Linked DNA regions of Homo sapiens: region 1 is linked to region 2. Evidence: chromatin loops called from intact Hi-C (ENCODE). Cell type or tissue: Calu3. All regions are shown on one strand. Links, peaks and the distances in the headings refer to the core of each region. The heading gives the core; the rest is flanking DNA.

Evidence for each region. Peaks named below come from ENCODE experiments on the same cell type or tissue, not always from the same donor. Only the 100,000 strongest peaks of a DNase experiment are listed, where the experiment ranks them.
Region 1: a loop joins it to region 2, with 8 times the contacts of the local background. A loop is called at or near these places in 48 of 110 quality-filtered maps.

Annotation. Positions count from the first base shown.
Region 1 is chrX:68,509,260-68,514,259 of GRCh38, forward strand. YIPF6 (Yip1 domain family member 6) reads left to right here. Exons shown (of 7, transcript NM_173834.4): 2 at 2,590-2,718; 3 at 4,068-4,146. Among named protein-coding and RNA genes, the nearest start is that of YIPF6, 13 kb to the left of the region's middle. In Calu3, for the core only: no CTCF peak of the experiment used is centred there; a DNase peak (open chromatin) is centred at 2,212.
Region 2 is chrX:68,801,845-68,815,254 of GRCh38, forward strand. No RefSeq gene overlaps it. Among named protein-coding and RNA genes, the nearest start is that of EFNB1, 20 kb to the right of the region's middle. In Calu3, for the core only: a CTCF peak has its summit at 6,150 (motif pointing left); a DNase peak (open chromatin) is centred at 6,186.

The sequences.
Region 1 (5,000 bases), core at 1-5,000, 300 kb before region 2:
CATGCCACCATGCCCAACTAATTTTTTAAAAACATTTTTTGTAGAGATGGGGGTCTCACTGTGTTACCCAGACTAGTCTCAAACTCCTAGCATCAAGCGATTCTCCTACCTCAGCTACCCAGAGTTGGGGTTACAGGCATGAGCCACTGCACCCAGCCCCAATGTTTTTATTAATGTTCATGTTCTGTACTCAGCTTCTGTCTTTGCCCTTGCATCTCATGGTGAGTCTCTTTCTAAGCTCTAGCACTTCCTCCAGCAGTAGACTGCTGTTGTTTATTACTCCATACTTGCTAGCCTGGTGATAGGGGCCAGGGAAAGGGGATTCTTTGTTTTCATAGTCTAGTCTCTGCCTTAGGCAGACCATGTGTCCCTGGGTCTCCTGGGTAGCACTTTCTTAGTGATCCTGTCCCCCTCCTAGCTGAAGGAAACTCTTAATGGTCTGGGCCCAGGATGGTTTTCTGTCCATCCCTTAGTAGTAGAGAGCTTTTCCTTTTCCCTTTCTCCAGCTTCAGTGAGTTGTCACCTGTGTTCTGAAGGCAACTTGTTTTTGTCTAAGTGGCTTTAAGGCTCTTTCCTCTAGGGGCTTTTTTCTAGAGAAGAGCCTGTAAGTGGGTGTGAACTCCCCTTGCGTCTATTGCTTCCAGGGATTCTGTACTCTTGTGCTGATCCATACTTGGACTTTAGCAATTTATTTAAAATTTTATTTGAATTCTTACCCATCTGTGTGGTGTGGTGTGCAGCATTGTCTTCCCCTCATGCTTTGCTACTGTTGAGCCAGTGCTGATGTCTCTTCGTGGAAGCACCTGGCTTTCTTTAGATTTCATCCAGGCTACTTGGTCTCCCTACAACTCAGTTCTCAGATGAATTCAGGGAAAGTTATGATTCAGTAAAGTATCTAGCCTTTTCTCATTATTCTACTTGGGGAATGGTCTTTCCAGCTTCCTATATCTTAATCAGAAGTCAAATTACAGTGTTATATAGTCACTTGAAATAGGTGCTATCTTTGTGGTTGTGTGTTTATTTCAATACATGGTAGTTTCATTGGTTTAATTTTTTCTCTCAGTTTCAGGGATTGCTTCCTTCAAATTTTAATTTTGTTTAATAATTGTGTGAAGTGTTTATATGATTGCAAGTCATTTATATGGACAACATATATTGAAAAAAGCCTAGTTTCTCTCCCTGTCTGCTCTATCCTATTCCTTTCTTTCCTCTATAAGAAACCTTTAAAAAAAAATTCTATGGCATGTTTCTTATATTTAAGAAATATGAGTGTGGTTAAGAAATTGTTTTTGTTTTATTTTATTTTATTTTATTTTATATTTTATATTTTATTTATTTTATTTATTTATTTATTTGTTTATTTTTTGTATTTTTTTGTATTTTATTTTATTATAACGGAGTTTTGTTCTTGTTGCCCAGGCTGGAGTGCAATGGCGTGATCTCGGCTCACCGCAACCTTCACCTCCCGGGTTCAAGCGATTCTCCTGCCTCAGCCTCCCGAGTAGCTGGGATTACAGGCATGCGCCACCACGCGCAGCTAATTTTGTATTTTTAGTAGAGATGGGATTTCTCCATGTTGGTCAGGCTGGTCTCAAACTCCCGACCTCAGGTGATCTGCCCGCCTCGGCCTCCCAAAGTGCTGGGATTACGGGCATGAGCCACCATGCCCAGCCTTTTACAAATTCTTTGAACATCCTCATTCCTTCTAAAATTTCAGTATACTGTCTGCATTTCATTTATCTGCAACTGTTGCCCATTAAAAATTGTGCCTACTGGGCCAAAAACTGTATGAGAAGTCATTGCCTCTATTTTCTTAGGAATTTGTAGATTTGAGTTTTGGTTGTAATAAAATTTGACGGATGTGAACATCCTCATTCTTTCTAAAATTTCAGTATACTGTCTTGTGTTTCCTTTATCTGCAACTGTTGCCCACTAAAAATTGTGCCTACTGGCCCAAAAACTGTATGAGAAGGCATTGCCTCTATTTTCTTAGGAATTTGTAGATTTGAGTTTCGGTTGTAATAACATTTGGCAGATGACTATGAATTTAAAAGTTCACATTCTTTATTCACTTTGAAAATTTTATTTGCTCTGTGATTGCCAGGTAACCTGTAAAGACTGTAATCAAGGTATATTTTGCTATTTCCCTGTTTCCCGCACTTGCCTTTATGGTTCATGTAATGCTCATTTTTAGCCAGCAGAGGCCACTAGAGCCTGTTAGGGAGCAGAAGTGCAACAGAAACGTGGCCATTCTAAGACAGTGATTGCTAAAAGGTCACTTTTTAATAACTTTACAATTATTATCTCAGTCTTGCTAGCTTGTGCCATGTGAAGATTTTATGCTAAATGTTGGTGGGCAAGAAGGTGTCTATGACATTTACTTTAGTTTTTTCATTATGTTTAATCTTTAAAGAAATAAATTTGAGGATTATTGTTAACTGCATTGTGTAATGTCTGTTGAGCTAACACCTACTTTCCTATGTAAAACCCTACAAAATACATGGTCCCAACTCTCTAGGAAATGATGATATATATGAGGAATGCTACAGTTTATTACAGGCTTACTTTTTTTCCCCTGACTCTTCTCAGTTTGCAGGCCTTTCAGATATATCCATCTCACAAGACATCCCCGTAGAAGGAGAAATCACCATTCCTATGAGATCTCGCATCCGGGAGTTTGACAGCTCCACATTAAATGAATCTGTTCGCAATACCATCGTAAGTTAGACTAGTTGAGAGAACTTCTGTTCAGTATCATGGGACTAAGTAACTAATAGTACTTTGCAATATTTTCATTTGGTTCACTGATTTTGAATATATTTTATATACTGAAGTTTAATATTTTATCCTAGAGATTAATTTGGTACAGCCTTTTTGGAGAGCAGTTTGGTTATAATGCATATTAATAATCTTAAAACAGCAAGGTGCGGTGGCTCGCGCCTGTAATCTCAGCCCTTTGGGAGGCCAAGGCAGGCGGATCACCTGAGCTCAGGAGTTCGAGACCAACCTGGCCCAGATGGTGAAACCCCCATCTCTACTAAAAATACAAAGATTAGCCAGACATGGTGGCATATGCCTGAAATCCCAGCTGCTTGGGAGACTGAATCGCTTGTCTCCGGGAGGCTGAGGTTGCAGTGAGCCGAGATCGCACCACTGCACTCTGGCCTGGGCGACAGAGCAAGACTCCATCTCAAAAAACAAAAAAAAGGTCTTAAAATGTCCAAATCTTTTTAAACCAATATATTATCATACTTCTCCAAATGTAGTATAAGGAAAGTTTTAAAATGTAAAACAAAAATTTTCAACATTAAAGTATCAATATACAAAGATGTTTATTATAGCATTCTTTGTAATAGGGGAAAGCTAGAAATAAATGAACCACAGATGAGGTATTGGTTAGGTAAATTATGTTATATCTTTGTGGTGGGATGCTAAGCAACTATTATAAATTATGTTTACAAAGTGTTTAATAACGGGTAAAATTCTAGGTGAAAAAATTAAAACAGAATTAGCTCAGTGGTGCTTTGAGAGGTTGTATTTGTATTACTGAACCCTTCTTCCAGTTTCTTGATTTTTTTTTTTTTTTTGTATCTGGCATCTAGGATTCATTTACCAATTAAATTGGGAATGTTAAAAATTTATTTCATATATTGCAAAGAATGTAGTAGCTAGAGAGCAGGCTAATTGGTCCTTGGAACCTCATCTTCTATGAACTGAATGTCACATACTGTGTTTTGTAGAGCAGCTTTTTATAGTACAATTGTTTTAGTTTCTTTAAGCAGCCTATTGGGAGGGCTGTGTTTCTTTTTTATGGATTTTTTCAACATCAAAACAGAACAGATCAAAACAGATGTGGAAAGGTGTTAAAAGTTGGCTTAAGAAGTTAATAGAAAAAGCATACCCTACCTCTCTGGTTTGTTTGTGTAGTGAAGGAGTTGAACTGGAATTATCTGCAAAATTCAGTGAAGAGTTCACAGGAGATTGAAATGAAAGAAATTTTAGCAAATTAAGTAAGGCTGCTGGCAACCTTGGTCATCACAATACAACAAGTTGTTTCTGTCTTTCAGATGCGTGATCTAAAAGCTGTTGGGAAAAAATTCATGCATGTTTTGTACCCAAGGAAAAGTAATACTCTTTTGAGAGATTGTAAGTATATGAGGTTTTTAAGGGTTTGCTTAATCTATCTCACTGTACCTTATCGTAAGTACTTTATAAGGCAAAGTCTCTGTGGTAATAAAACTGACATCATTTTGTAGGATAAAAAAATATGTAAACGAATATGTAAATCAAACTTCTGGCAGAAATTAAAAATTGATTTTATTTTATTTTTATTTTCATTTTTTTTTGAGACAGAGTCTCACTCTGACTTCCAGGCTGGAGTGCAATGGTATGATCTTGGCTCACTGCAACCTCCGCCTCCTGTGTTCAAGTAATTTTCATGCCTCAGCCTCCTGAGTAGCTGGGATTAAAGGCGCCCACCACCATGCCCAGCTAATTTTTTTGTATTTTTAGTAGAGACGGATTTCACCAGGTTGGCCAGGCTGGTTTCCAACTCCCGATCTCAGGTGATCCACCCACCTCGGCCTCCCAAAGTGCTAGGATTACAGGCAGACATTAAAAATTTAGATTGGAATCTCAGAGATTGAAACATTTTGCTTATTATATTGTCCTCATCAGTAAATGTACACTGGCCAGGCATGGTGGCTCATACATGTAATACCAGCACTTTGGGAGGCCGAGGCAGGAGAATTGTTTGAACTCAGGAGTTTGAGACCAGCCTGGGCAACATGGCGAGACCTCATTTCTACTAAAAATAAAAAAACTAGCCAGGCCTGGTAGCACAAGCCTGTAGTCCTAGCTACTTGGGAGGCTGAGGTGGGAGGATTGCTTGAGTCCAGGAGATCAAGGCTGTAGTGCCGTGACTGTGCCACTGCACCCTAGCCTGGGTGACAGAGTGAGACCTGTCTCAAAAAAAAAAAAATATATATATATATATATAT
Region 2 (13,410 bases), core at 3,573-8,572:
GGAGCAACTCCTGCAGTAGGTGTTGTAAAGATTAACAGAGTCAGGAAGTGTGAGGTCCCCTGCCAGGCCTGAAGCTGAAGGCTACCATGAATGAGGAGTCAGTAACCTAAACAGACACCCGGGAGACTGAGCTGGTCCTGGAATTTCATCACAGCTGCAGTCCCATCTCTTCCCATTCCCACTCCAGCCCCCACCTTCGCCACACAGACACAATAAGATAGCGCATCAACCCATCAGTCCAGAACTGCTTCTGAGTGGCTGATGTGTCATGCCTCATCCTACTTCACTTTAGCTGAGACTGATATTCATTCCTGTGTATGACTGACAAGCCTGATTAACCATGGCAGATTGGTATTTGCTATCTCAGATTCCTGCATTTATCAGGATGGCAGGAATGAGTGTGAATGAAATACCACCACAATGGATCCAAAGTGCTTCAGGTACTGGGTGTGCTTGTTGGCACTGGGATTTTATGTGCAGCCTCACTGACTCTGGGAAGTTCCTGTTCCCTGTCTGACCCTCAGTTTCCCCATTTGTAATATAAAGCCCCTGCCCTACCTCCCTTATAGGGCACATGAGGATAAAAATTATGTGAAAATGTTAGAGTGGGATACAAAGGCCCTTGGGGGATGCCACCCTAGTGTGGTCTTTTCTGAGAGGTGGAGATGGCATAGCTCCTCTAGACATCTGCCTGTGCCTGGCCTTCTGATAAACCTCTGGGTGGTGTCACTGAACTCATCAGTTTGATCTCCATCTGTCAGAGAGAGCTGCTACGGACCCAGGGCAAGGATACTGTCTCATCAGGGGCGTGGTAGGCTGCAGATATGGAACTGGGGTGCAGGCCCTTTTCCTCACTTGCTTACCATCCTCTGTGAAGAAATCCAAATCTACTCTCTTGGAGTAGACTCAGGAAATTTAGGAAGCATTCATCACACCAGGCACTGAACTAAGCATGTGTGTAAGTCTGTGTGTGTGTGTGTGTGTGTGTGTGTGTGTGTTTCGGGGTTGGGTGGGAGAAATACAAAGATAAACAGGCCGGGCGCGGTGGCTCATGCCTGTAATCCCAGCACTTTGGGAGGCCGAGGCGGGCGGATCACGAGGTCAGGAGATCGAGACCATCCTGGCTAACACGGTGAAACCCCATCTCTACTAAAAATACAAAAAATTAGCCAGGCGTGGGGGCGGGCGCCTGTAGTCCCAGCTACTCGGGAGGCTGAGGCAGGAGAATGGCGTGAACCCGGGAGGTGGAGCTTGCAGTGAGCGGAGATAGCGCCACTGCACTCCAGCCTGGGTGACAGAGCGAGACTCTGTCTCAAAAAAAGAAAAAGATAAACAAGGTCAGGTCTCCACCTCAGGGGCACACAGTTTAGTAAGAGGGGAGATATCTATGAAACTAGTTCTAATTCAAGGCACAAACTGAATGCAGTAGGAGGAGAAGGAGAGCTTGATTTCAATGGATAAAATCTAGGCCGGGCATGGTGGCTCATGCCTGTAATCCCTGCATTTTGGGAGGTTGAGGCAGGAGGACCGCTTGAGCCCAAGGGTTCAAGAACAGCTGAACAAAACAGCAAGATTTTGTCTCTGAAAAAAAATTTAAAAATTAACCAGATGTGGTGGTGCAAACCTGTAGTCCGAACTACCCCGGAGGCTGAGGCAAGAGGATCCCTGGAACCCAGAAGTTCAAGGTTACAGTGAGCTATGAACACACCACTGAACTCCATCCTGGGTGACAGAGTGAGACCCTGTCTCAAAAACAAATAAACGAAAAACCTAACAAGGCCTCAAATAGTAGTTGAACCTTGAAAGATGGGTAATTTTTTGACTTTCAGAGACGATAGCATGAGCAATAACACAGGACACTTCAGGGAACTAGCCAGTAGTAGAGTGTGACTGGAGTGAGAGGAAGTGGGGAATAGGAGATGAGGCTGAGAAACGAGGGCTAAGACATGACTGGGTAGGGCTTTGAATGCCAAGCTAAGGAGACAGGGAGTCTTTGATGGAGAAGGGGAATTATACCAAGAAGTGTTTTAGGATAATCCATCTAGGTGTGGAGAAAGGGGTGGCTGGAGGAAAGGTCACCTATGAGACTTTTGCTGTGATCTAGGGAAGGGATGCTGATACCTCAGATCAGGGCAGTCAGTGAGAATGGAGAGGAGGGGGTGGGTGGAAAAGATACCACCAAAGTGACTCCCACCTCACCTGGAAAATGATTGATTATAGGAGTGAAGGAAAGGGGCTTCCAAATTTGCTGCTAATGAGCACCATCTTCCCCCTTCTTATACTTGTGCAGTTGGATTGGGAGTGAGGGTAGGGCTAGATCAGGTTCCATTTAGTGCTGTAGCATTTCAACTTATCCATTTCAGCCTCTGAACTCTGAAGCTTGATTCACTGTCATTCTAGTTTTTGGGGTTTTGTGTAATTTGCAAATTCCCGAGAGCCAGGCTGCTTTGCTACTTACTACCTGTGTGATCTTGGGCAAGCCACCTAACTTCTATAAAGCCATAGGTTCCTTATCAGTATTATGGGGGTAATGATAGTATCTACTCCATAGGGTATATGTGAAAATTAAAGGAAAGACCTGCTGCCTGCCACATTGTAAACACTTGATAAATGCTATTATCGTTATCGTTCAATTCATTTTTCCTTAGTACCTATGTTGTGCCTGACAATGTGCCAGATGCCCTGCAGGATGCAGAGGATTAGGCCTGGTTTCTGGGAAATAAATGTACGCTAACTGGCCAGAATCCAACAGGCTCATGGATATAGTAGAGAGAGGCTCAGAGTGGTGTGGTGAGAAGCGAGAGGAGAGGAAGTCATTGAGCCTGATGAGATGCAGTAAGGTTGGGGGAGGGAGATAAAAATCTCCTTTTTGGGTAGAACGTGCCAGGCATCCCCTGAGCAGTGGGGCAGTCATGGCCACAGCCTACTAAGCCAGGTGTATGAAGCTCCTATGAGACAGGAGGATGGCTTAAGCCCAGGAACTTGAGGCTGCAGTGAGCCATGTTTGTGCCACTGCACTCCAGCCTGGATGACAGAGCAAGACCCTGTCTCAAAAAAAGGTAGGAGATTGGAGTTTAAAACTATTATTGTAGAACTGTCTATTCCTCCTGTCAATTCTGTCAATTTTTGCTTCTTGTATTTATGGACTTTTTGTCGGGTGCATATATGTTCATTTTGCTATATCCTCATGAATATCTGAATAGACCTATAACAAGTAAAGAGATTGAATCAGTAATTAAATATCTCCCAACAAACAAAAGCTTGGGACCAAATGGCTTCACTAAAATAATTAACACCAATTCTTCTCAAAACCTTCCAAAAAATGGAGGATAAAGGAACACTTTCTAACTAATTTAATTATGTCAGTATTACTCTGATACTAAAGTCAGACAAAAATATCACGTTAAAAAAACAGATAAATAACACTTGTGAATATAGATGAAAAATATTCAACACATTAACAGTAAGCTAAATTCAACAGCATATTAAAAGCTTTATACATGTTACCAAGGGTGATTTATCCCAGGAATGCAAGTATCTTTCAATGTACAAAAACCAACCAATGTAATATACCGTATTAACAGAATGAAGGGGAAAAATCCACATTCTAATCTCAACTTATGTTGAAAAATAATTTGACAAAATTCAACACCCTTTCAAAACTTACTAGAAAGCTACAGTATTTACAACAGTCTGGTCCTGGCCTAAGGATAGATACATTGATGATTGGAATCAAATTTAAAGTCCAGAAATAAACCCAAATGTCTATGGTCAACTAATTTTTGACAAAGGTGTCAACACTACTCAACAGGGAAGAAAGATCTTTTCAACAAATGATGCTGGGGCAGCTAGATATCTACATGCAAAAGAATGAAGTTGGACCCTTACCTCAAACCGAATACAAAAATTAACTAAAAATGGATCAAATACCTAAATATAAGAGTGAAGATTATTTTTTAAAACTCTCAGAAGAAAACACAGAAGTAAATTTTTATGACTGGATTTGGCAATGTTTTTTTAGATGTGACACTAAAAGCACAAGCAGTAAAATAAAAAATAGATTAATAGAATTTCATCAAAATTAAAAACTGTTGTGCATCAAGGAATACTATCAAGAGAGTAAAAAGACATTCCACACAGTGGGAGAAAATACTTGTGAATCATGTGCCTGTAAGGGTCTATCTGGACTATATGAAGAACTCTTACAACTCAAGAGAAAGACAAACAACCCAATTTAAAAATGGACAAAGCACTTGAATAGACATTTCTCCAAATAAGACATACAAATGGTCAACATGTACATTAAAAATTTGTCAGTGTCACTAATCATTATGGGAATGCAAATCAAAGCTAAAGAGCTTATTTCACTTCCACTAGATTGGGCATAATTTAAAAAATAGAAAATGATAGGTGAAGAAATTGAGACCTGTGTACATTGCTGGTGTAAATGTAAAATGGTACACACACTGTGAAAAACAATTTGGTGACTACTCAATATATTAAACAGAAAATTACCATATGACCAAGCAATCCTACTCCTACATATATACTCTAAAGAATTAAAAAGAAATGTTCAAATAAAAATTTGTAAACGAATGTTTATAGCAGCACTATTCACAGTAGCCAAAAGGTGGAAACAGCTCAAATGTCTGTCAATGGATAAACAAAATGTGGCATATCCATAAAATATAATATTTTTTAGTCACAAAATGAAATGAAGTACTGATACTTGCTACAACATGGATGAACTTTGAAACAAGGCAGGCGCAAAAGACCACATATCATATCATTTCATTTATATGAGGTACCCAGGATAGATAAATCCACAGACAGAAAGTAGAGGGGCTGCCAGGGGTTGGAGGGAGAGGGGAATGTTACAAGTTTTCCATTAGGAAGATTAAAATGTTCTGGAGCTAGATAGTGGTGATGGTTGAACAAAACTATGAATGGACTAGTTGCCAATGAATTGTACATGTTAACAATGGTTAAAATGGTAAATTTATGTTATGTGTATTTTGTCCTAATTTAAAAAAAAAAGAAAAGAAAGGAAAGCTCCAGGAAAACAAAAAGCTGTCTAAAAAAGGCTAAGAAAGGGAAATGGTTGCATCATAAACTACTTGGATATGAAGGAAACACAATGTACATAGCCACCATAATGCCATTATTGCTTGTTTTCAACTTTTAAAATCAACATGCAGAGAAGCCACGGAAGACTTAATTAGGCTTATGGAAATGTCATCAATCTTGACAATGTGAAATTAAAAGTATACGTGATGAAAGATGGGATGTAGAAAGGAAGAGAGGAGCTGAAGAGGAAAGCAGGGCCACTAATATTCTTATCTTACAGAACGGGGAATCAAGAGATATTGTCTACAGTTGATAAAGCAAGAAATATAGATGCAAGCAATTGTCTAAAGCTACACAGAAAAGCAAGGAAGGAACTAAAGATAAGGTGTATATGGAGAAGACAGGAGTAGGAGAGGTTGTGTCTTAAACTGATAGATTAAGAAATAGCAGCTTATGTATAGTATTAGAGATAAATGAAGGAACTAATTACCAGGAGAAACAGCTAAAAGACGAGCGGGTCTGGCATGGGAAAAGATGGGGCAAAGGACTGTTGATTGTTATAATAAAAACTTCTACTCTTTGATTTTTAATCATATACATGTATTCGTTTGATTTCAAAAATACACATTAAATCCTGTAGCTCTAACCATATCCACTCCTAGCCTTAAATCCTTCTAAAGCTCTCCAGTGATACAGGTTAACTTTTGAACTTTTTTATGTAATTCAAAGCCCTTTGAAATCTGGCCCCAGATTCAAAGAGTAAATACATGAAGAAAATGACAACTTTAGACTATGATAAGTGTTATGACGAAAATAAAACAAGAAATGACCTAAATAATGATTAGAGTTGGGGGAGTGGCAATGTTAGCCTGGATGATTGGAGAAGGTTCCTGAGGAGGTGGCAATTGAACTGAGACCTGAATGAGGAGATATGAATAGCTTTCTATATCTCCCACAATGCCTTGCATACGTTATGTGGTACACACTATATATTTGCTGGTTGGCTGAGCATGGAGTCTCAGGGACAGAAGGTTCCTTAAAGGTTTTCTAATCCAGGTCCAAGCCTACATAGGTTTAATTTCCCAACAGTAGGACACTGCCCTCAAGTGGTACAATCGGCCTCAAGGTCGCCAAAGTTTCCCACTGGAGGAGGTCCTCAAGACTCCCTTATGGATAGCTGCAGAACTAGCATTTTCTAGGCACCTGCTGTGTGCCTGAAACTTTTATACCCAGTATCTTACTTAACCCTTATCTGGTGGTACTATTATCATTCCCATCTGAAAGATAAGGCAAACTCAGAGAGTTTATGTAACTTACCTAAGGCCAAGCTGCCAGCAAGAGTGTAGTGAATTGTCTGACTACAAAGCTGGTGCCTCTTCCTACCATTCTTTGCTCCCTTAATTCTGAAGTTTAAACTACCCTGTTCAGGCTTTAGAAGTTCTTTGAGATTCCCAACCTCAGAACTGCCTTGGTTTCCTTGGGCCTTTCTCACTGGAGATATCAGCTCAGCCTATTCCACCTAGTGACCCTATAGAGATGTGAGGTTCCACTGTCTTTATTTTTCATGATTATAACATGAGGACTGAGATATTGTGTGACCCAAAATGCCCCTGGTTGGACATTCCCATACCTCACTCAGGCTTCCTTCGCCAAATTTGGACTCGCTCTTATTTCGTGTGTGTGTGTGTGTGTGTGTGTGTGTGTGTGTGTGTGTGTGCACGCGCCTGGTCTCCAGGCAAAAAGGTCATTTCAATCCCCTGCATTGTGACCTTTTCTCTTCCCCATCTATCACCGAATCTGCTGGGCCTGTTCCACCTCCCGTTTTATCTCTCCTGTGGGCCAACGCAAGGGATTTACTCTTTCATATCCCAGAGAAGATCCTGCAGATCTCCTATACTTCCTCCCTCTCTCTGCCTCCTTCACAGTCACAGGGCCTGAGCCTGCTGCCAAGAGGTAGAAACAAGAGAGCAGGGGCTTGGGCCTCTCTGGGATTCTTTGGGGCAGCCTGTTGTGAGAGGCGCATGCCCTCGTGTGTTCACATCATGTAAATTCAGGCTAAAATTAGAGGCCTTTGGCCTTGATGTTGGACCCTTCTCCATGACCTGGCCAAGGAACCTAGCTTTTGCCTCTGCCTGTGCCATCGTCTCTCTGGCATTTGAATCAACCTAGGTCTTGGGAACTTTATCTCAGTCTCACTCCAAAAGTAACTCCTTTTGGTCTGGCCATTCTCTCTCTCTCTCTCTCTTTTATTCTCTCTCTCTCTTTTTCTCTCTCTCTCTCTCTTTCTCTCTCTCTCTCTCTCTCTCTCCTGTAACTATGAAACAATGATAATAGCCACTCTTTGTCATACATGTCAGGAGATTTATATGCATTAGCTCATTCAATCTGCACAACACCCTGGTAGGTAAGTGTTACTTTCTTGGCCTATAGTAGGCACTTAATGAATGAATGAATGATATCTCCCCAATTCATCACAGATCAAACAGAAGCTCAGGGAGAATCACACAGGTAATAAGAGACAGATATAAAATAGAAACACAAGTCAGTTTGACCTCAGAGCCAGGGCTCCCAACAGCTATATTAGGATGCTTCTAACACTACTGAGGCTCCTTAAATCCCAATCCCCAGGTTTATCTGAGGGGAAAACTGAGGGTTGTGGTTAGCTATGCTGGGTTTCAAGTTAGACAGCTAGTAAGGAGGCACCATACCTTCCTAGCTGTGTGAATGTGGGCAAATTACTTAACTTCTCTGTACCACAACTTTTTTGTTGGCAAATGATAGTATTTATAGTAAACAACTCAGAGGGTTGGGCCACTTTAATGAGATAATGTACATAAAGGATTTAGTATGGGGCTTGACACATAGCAATTGCTCTGCCCCTTGCTCTTCACCCCATATCCTCAACCCCTTTCTCCATTCTAGTGAGGCGAATGGTAGCCACCAAAAAGATATGGCCATGTTCTAAATCTTGGACATGTGAATCCTGGAACCTGTGAGTGTTTGCTTATTTGGAAAAAGCATTTTTGCAGATGTGATTAAGTTAACAATCTTGAGATGAAGAGATCATCATGGGTTATCTGTGTACATCCTAAATCCAATGACAAGTGTCATTGTTAGAGAGAGGCAAAGGGAGATTTGTGTATCACAGTATCTAAGTATTATTTTGGATTTGGGGTTTTTTTTTTGAGACAGAGTCTCCCTCTGTTGCCCAGGCTGGGGTACAGTGCTGCAATCACAGCTCACTGCAGCCTCAACCTCCCATGTTCATGTGATCCTCCCACCTCAGCCTGCCAAATAGCTGGGACTACAGGTGCATGCCACCATGCCTGGCTAATTTTTAAAAATTTTTTTGTAGAGACAGTGGTCTCTATGTTGCCCATGCTGGTCTCGACCTCCTGAGCTCAAACAGTATTCCTACCTCAGCCTCCCAAAGTGCTGGGATTATAGGTGCAAGCCACTGCCCCCTGCCATATCTACGTATTACTTACTTCACATCATAATATTTAATTTTCTGGATATTAGAAGAAGAGTAGATATCATGCAAGGACTTTACCTCCTCTTCTGGGGAAGGGGTTAGTGCATTTTTGGTTGTATGCAGGATAGTTGTATCATGTCAGGTGGAATTGTTATTTTATTTATTTGGAGATTAAGTACAATTTAAGGAGATGTATATGGGTGCCAAGTTGACAAGGGGTGGACTTGTGATTGTTAATTTTATGTGTCCACTTGACTAGGCCATGGGTTGTCCAGATACTTGGTCAAACATTATCTTGGGTATGTCTGTAAGGGTGCTTTGGATGAGATGAACACTTAAATAGGTAGACTCAGTGAAGCAGATTGCCCTCCATAATGTGGATGAGACTCATTCAATGACTGAAAGCCTAAATAGAAAAAAAGGCTGACCCTCCTCTTAGTAACAGATAATTATCTTGCCTGATGGTCTTCAAACTGGGACATTGGCTCTTCCTGGTTCTGCAGCAGCCTGCGGGCTTTAAGACTCAAATTGGGACATTGGTGCTGCAGATTTTGGACTCACCATGCACCCTAATCACATGAGCTGATTCCTTATAATAAATCAGTCTCTCTTGCACGCATGATCTCTCTCCAATTGTTTCTCTGGTGAACCCTGACTGATACAAGGAAATAATGCTTCCCAATTCATTCTGTGAAGTATTATCCTGATAGCAGAACCAGACAAAGACATTAGAAGAAAAGAAAACTACAGACCAAACTGTATCCAGTAACATAGAAAAAGGATTAAACACCATGAACAAGTGAGATTTATCCCTATAATACAAAGTTTGTTGAACACCCAGTAATCAATCAATGTAATAAATCATATTAACAGAATAAAGGGCAAAAATCACATAATCATATGAATAGACACAGAAGAAGCATTTGATAAAATCCAACATCTTTTCATGTTTTTTTAAAAAACTCCACTAACTAGGGTGAGAAGGGAATTTCCTCAACCAGATAAAGAGCATCCACAAAAAAAACAAACAAACTAACAACAAAAAACACAGCTAACATCGAACTTAACTGTGAAAGACAGTTCTTTTCCCCTAAGTTCAGGAACAAGACAAGGATGGCAGCTCTCACCACTTCTATTCAACATTTTATTGGAGAAGCTAGCCAGGGCAATAAAGCAAGAAAAATAAATAAAAGGCATCTAGATAACAAAGGAAGAAGTAAATATTTATCTTTATTTGTATATAAGTGCATAAACAATCCTAAGGAATTTACTAGAACCTAATAAAAGAAACAAGTTAGCCAAAGTCGTAAGATACAAGATCAATGTACAAAAAATATGTGTATTTTAAACACTAGCAATGAACAATCTGAAATGAAATTAAGAAAACAATTTTATTTATGATAACAGCAAAAAGAATACTGAAAAATAAAATTAATAAAAGTGCAAGACTTATACTCTGAAAGCTACAAAACATTAACAAAAATTAAAGAAGATCTAAATATATGGAAAGTCATCCTCATTATTCATAAAATGGAAAACTTAATATTTTAAATGTAATCTCCAAATTGAACTACAGATTCAATGCAATCCCTATTAAAATCCCAGATGGCTTGTGTTTTGCAGATTTAATAAGCTAAAATTTATATGGAATGCAAGGAACCCTGAATAAGCAAAACAATCTTGAAAAAGAAAATCAAAATTGGAGGCCTCTCACATCCTGATTTCAAAACTTACTATAAAGCCATAGTAATCAAGATAGTGTCATATACACTTAAAGACAGATATATAGTACAGATGTATAGATGTAAAGTGGAATACAATTGAGAGTCCAGAAATAAACCTTCATACTTATGGTCAACTGATTTTCAACAAGTATGCTAAAACAATTCAATGGAGTAAGAAAAGTCTTTCCAACAAAGGTGCTGGGACATCTGTATTTCCACATGTAAAGAAATGAAGTTGGATCTCTACCTCACACTATATACAAACATTAACTCAAAATGGAACAAAGACCTAAATGTAAGAGCTAAAACTATAAAACTCTGAGAAGAAAATATAGGGGGAAATATGCATGACCTCATATTTGGCAATGGATTCTTATATATAATACCAAAGCATAAAAACAAAAAAGAAAATAGATAAATTCAACTTCATCAAAATTTAAAATTTTCATGCTTTAAAATGACACTATCAAACAAGTGAAAAACTCATACAACAGAAGAAAATATTTGCAAATAATATACCTGATAAGGAACTTGTATCCATAAAGTATTAAAAACACTTACAACTCAACAATTAAAAACTGAGTTAAAAATTAAAATAAATTAGAGTATTAAATTAATAATTCAGTAAAATATTTCATAGACGCTTCTCCAAGGAAGATATAAAAATGGCCAATAGGTACATGAAAACTTTCTAAATGTCATTATCAGGGAAATGCAAGTCAAATCCACAATGAGATACCAGTTCATACCCACTAGGATAACTACAATCAAAAAGATAGAAAATAACAAGTGTTGGGGGAGAATGTGGAGAAATTGGAACCCTCATACATTGCTGGTGGGAATGTGAAATGGTACATTCACTTTGCAAAGGAATTTACAGTTTCTCAAAAAGTTAAACATAGAATTGCCATATGACCTAGCAATTCTATTCCTAGGTGTATAACCATGAGAAATATAAACATATATGTCCACACAAAAAATTGTACATATACGTTCATAGCAGCATAATTGATAATAGACAAAAGGTGGAAGCAATCCAGATGTTCATCAAGTGATGAATTACTAAAAATTATATGGTCTATCAATGCAATGGAATATTATGTGGCAATAAAAAGGAACAAATTACTGACACATGCTCCTACATGGATGAACCTCAAAATGAGATGCTAAGTGAAATAAGCCTGTCACAAAAGACCACATAGTGTGTGTCTATATATATATAAAAATATATATATAAATATATATAAAAATATATATATAAATATATATAAAAATATATATATAAATATATATAAAAATATATATATAAATATATATAAAAATATATATATAAATATATATAAATATATATATAAATATAAATATATAAATATATATATATAAAATGTTCAGAATAGGCAAATCTATTGAGACAGAAAGTAGATTAATAGTTTCCAGAGGATAGGGAGAGAAAGGAATGGGAATGGTTGGTGACTGCTAATGGATAGGAGTTTTTTGGAGGAGGGTGAAAGATTCTGAAATTAGATAACAGTGATGTTTATACAACTATACGCATCTAAAAACTACTGACTTGTACACTTTTAAGGGGGCAGTCTGGGCACAGTGATTCACGCTTGTAATCTCAGCACTTTGGAAGGTCAAGGTGGGAGGTTCGCTTGAGCTTAGGAGTTCGAGACCAGCCTGGGCAACATGGCAAAACTCCATCTCTACAAAAAAAATTTTAAAAAATAAGCTAGGCATCAGCCTTCCTAGAGATCTAGACAGCCAAATACAAGAAGCTCAAAGAACACCTGGGAAATTTATCCCAAAAAGATCATTGCCCAGGAACATAGTCATCAGGTTGTCTAAAGTCAAGACAAAGGAAAAAATCTTAAGAGCTGTGGGGCAAAAGCATCAGGTAACCTATAATAGAAAACCGGCTGGGCACGGTGGTTCACACCTGTAATCCCAGCACTTCAGGAGGCTGAGGTGGGCAGATCATGAGGTCAGGAGTTTGAGACCAGCCTGGCCAATATGGTGACACCCCATCTCTACTAAAATACAAAATTTAGCCAGGCGTGGTGGTGCATGCCTGTAGTCCCACCTATTTGGGAGGCTGAGGCAGAAGAATCACTTGCACCCGGGAGGTGGAGGTTGCAGTGAGCCAAGATTCTACCATTGCACTCCAGCCAGGGTGACAGAGCGAGACTCTGGCAAAAAAAAAAAAAAAAAAGAAAAAAAAAGAAAAACCCAATCAGATTAACTGCAGATTTCTCAGCAGAAACACTACAAGCTAGAAGGCATTGGGGCCCCATCTTTAGCCTCCTTAAACAAAATAATTATCAGCCAATAATTTTGTATCCAGCAAAACTAAGCTTCATAAATGAAGGAAAGATGCAGTCTTTTTCAGACAAACAAATGCTGAGACAATTCACCACTACCAAACCAGCACTATAAGAACTGCTAAAAGGAGCCCTAAATCTTGAAACAAATCCTCGAAATACACCAAACCAGAACCTCCTTAAAGTATAAATTGAACAGGACCTGTAAAACAAAAACACAATGAAAAAAATAAAAACAAGTTATTCAGGCAACAAATAGCCAATGAATAGAATAGTACCTTACATCTCAATACCAACGTTGAATGTAAATGACCTAAATGATCTACTTAAAAGACAGGGACTGGCAGAATGAATAAGAATTCACCAACCAAGTATCTGCTGTCTTCAAGAGATTCACCTGACACATAAGGACTCACAAAAACTTAAGGTAAAAGGGTGGAAAAAGATATTCTATGCAAATGGACAGCAAAAGTAAGCAGTGGTAGCTATTCTCATGTCAGAGAAAACAAACTTTAAAGCAACAGCAGTTAAAAAAGACAAAGAGTGACACTATATAATGATAAAAGGACTTGTCCAATAGGAAAATATCATAATCCTAAATATATATGCACCTAACACTGGAGCTCCCAAATTTATAAAACAATTACTACTAGGCCTAAGTAATGAAATAGGCAGTAACACAATAATAGCGGGGGACTTTAATATTCCACTGACAGCACTAGACAGGTCATTAAGACAGAAAGTTAACAAAGAAACAATGGACTTAAACTACACCCTACAACAAATGGACTTAACAGCTATTTACAGAACACTCTACACAACA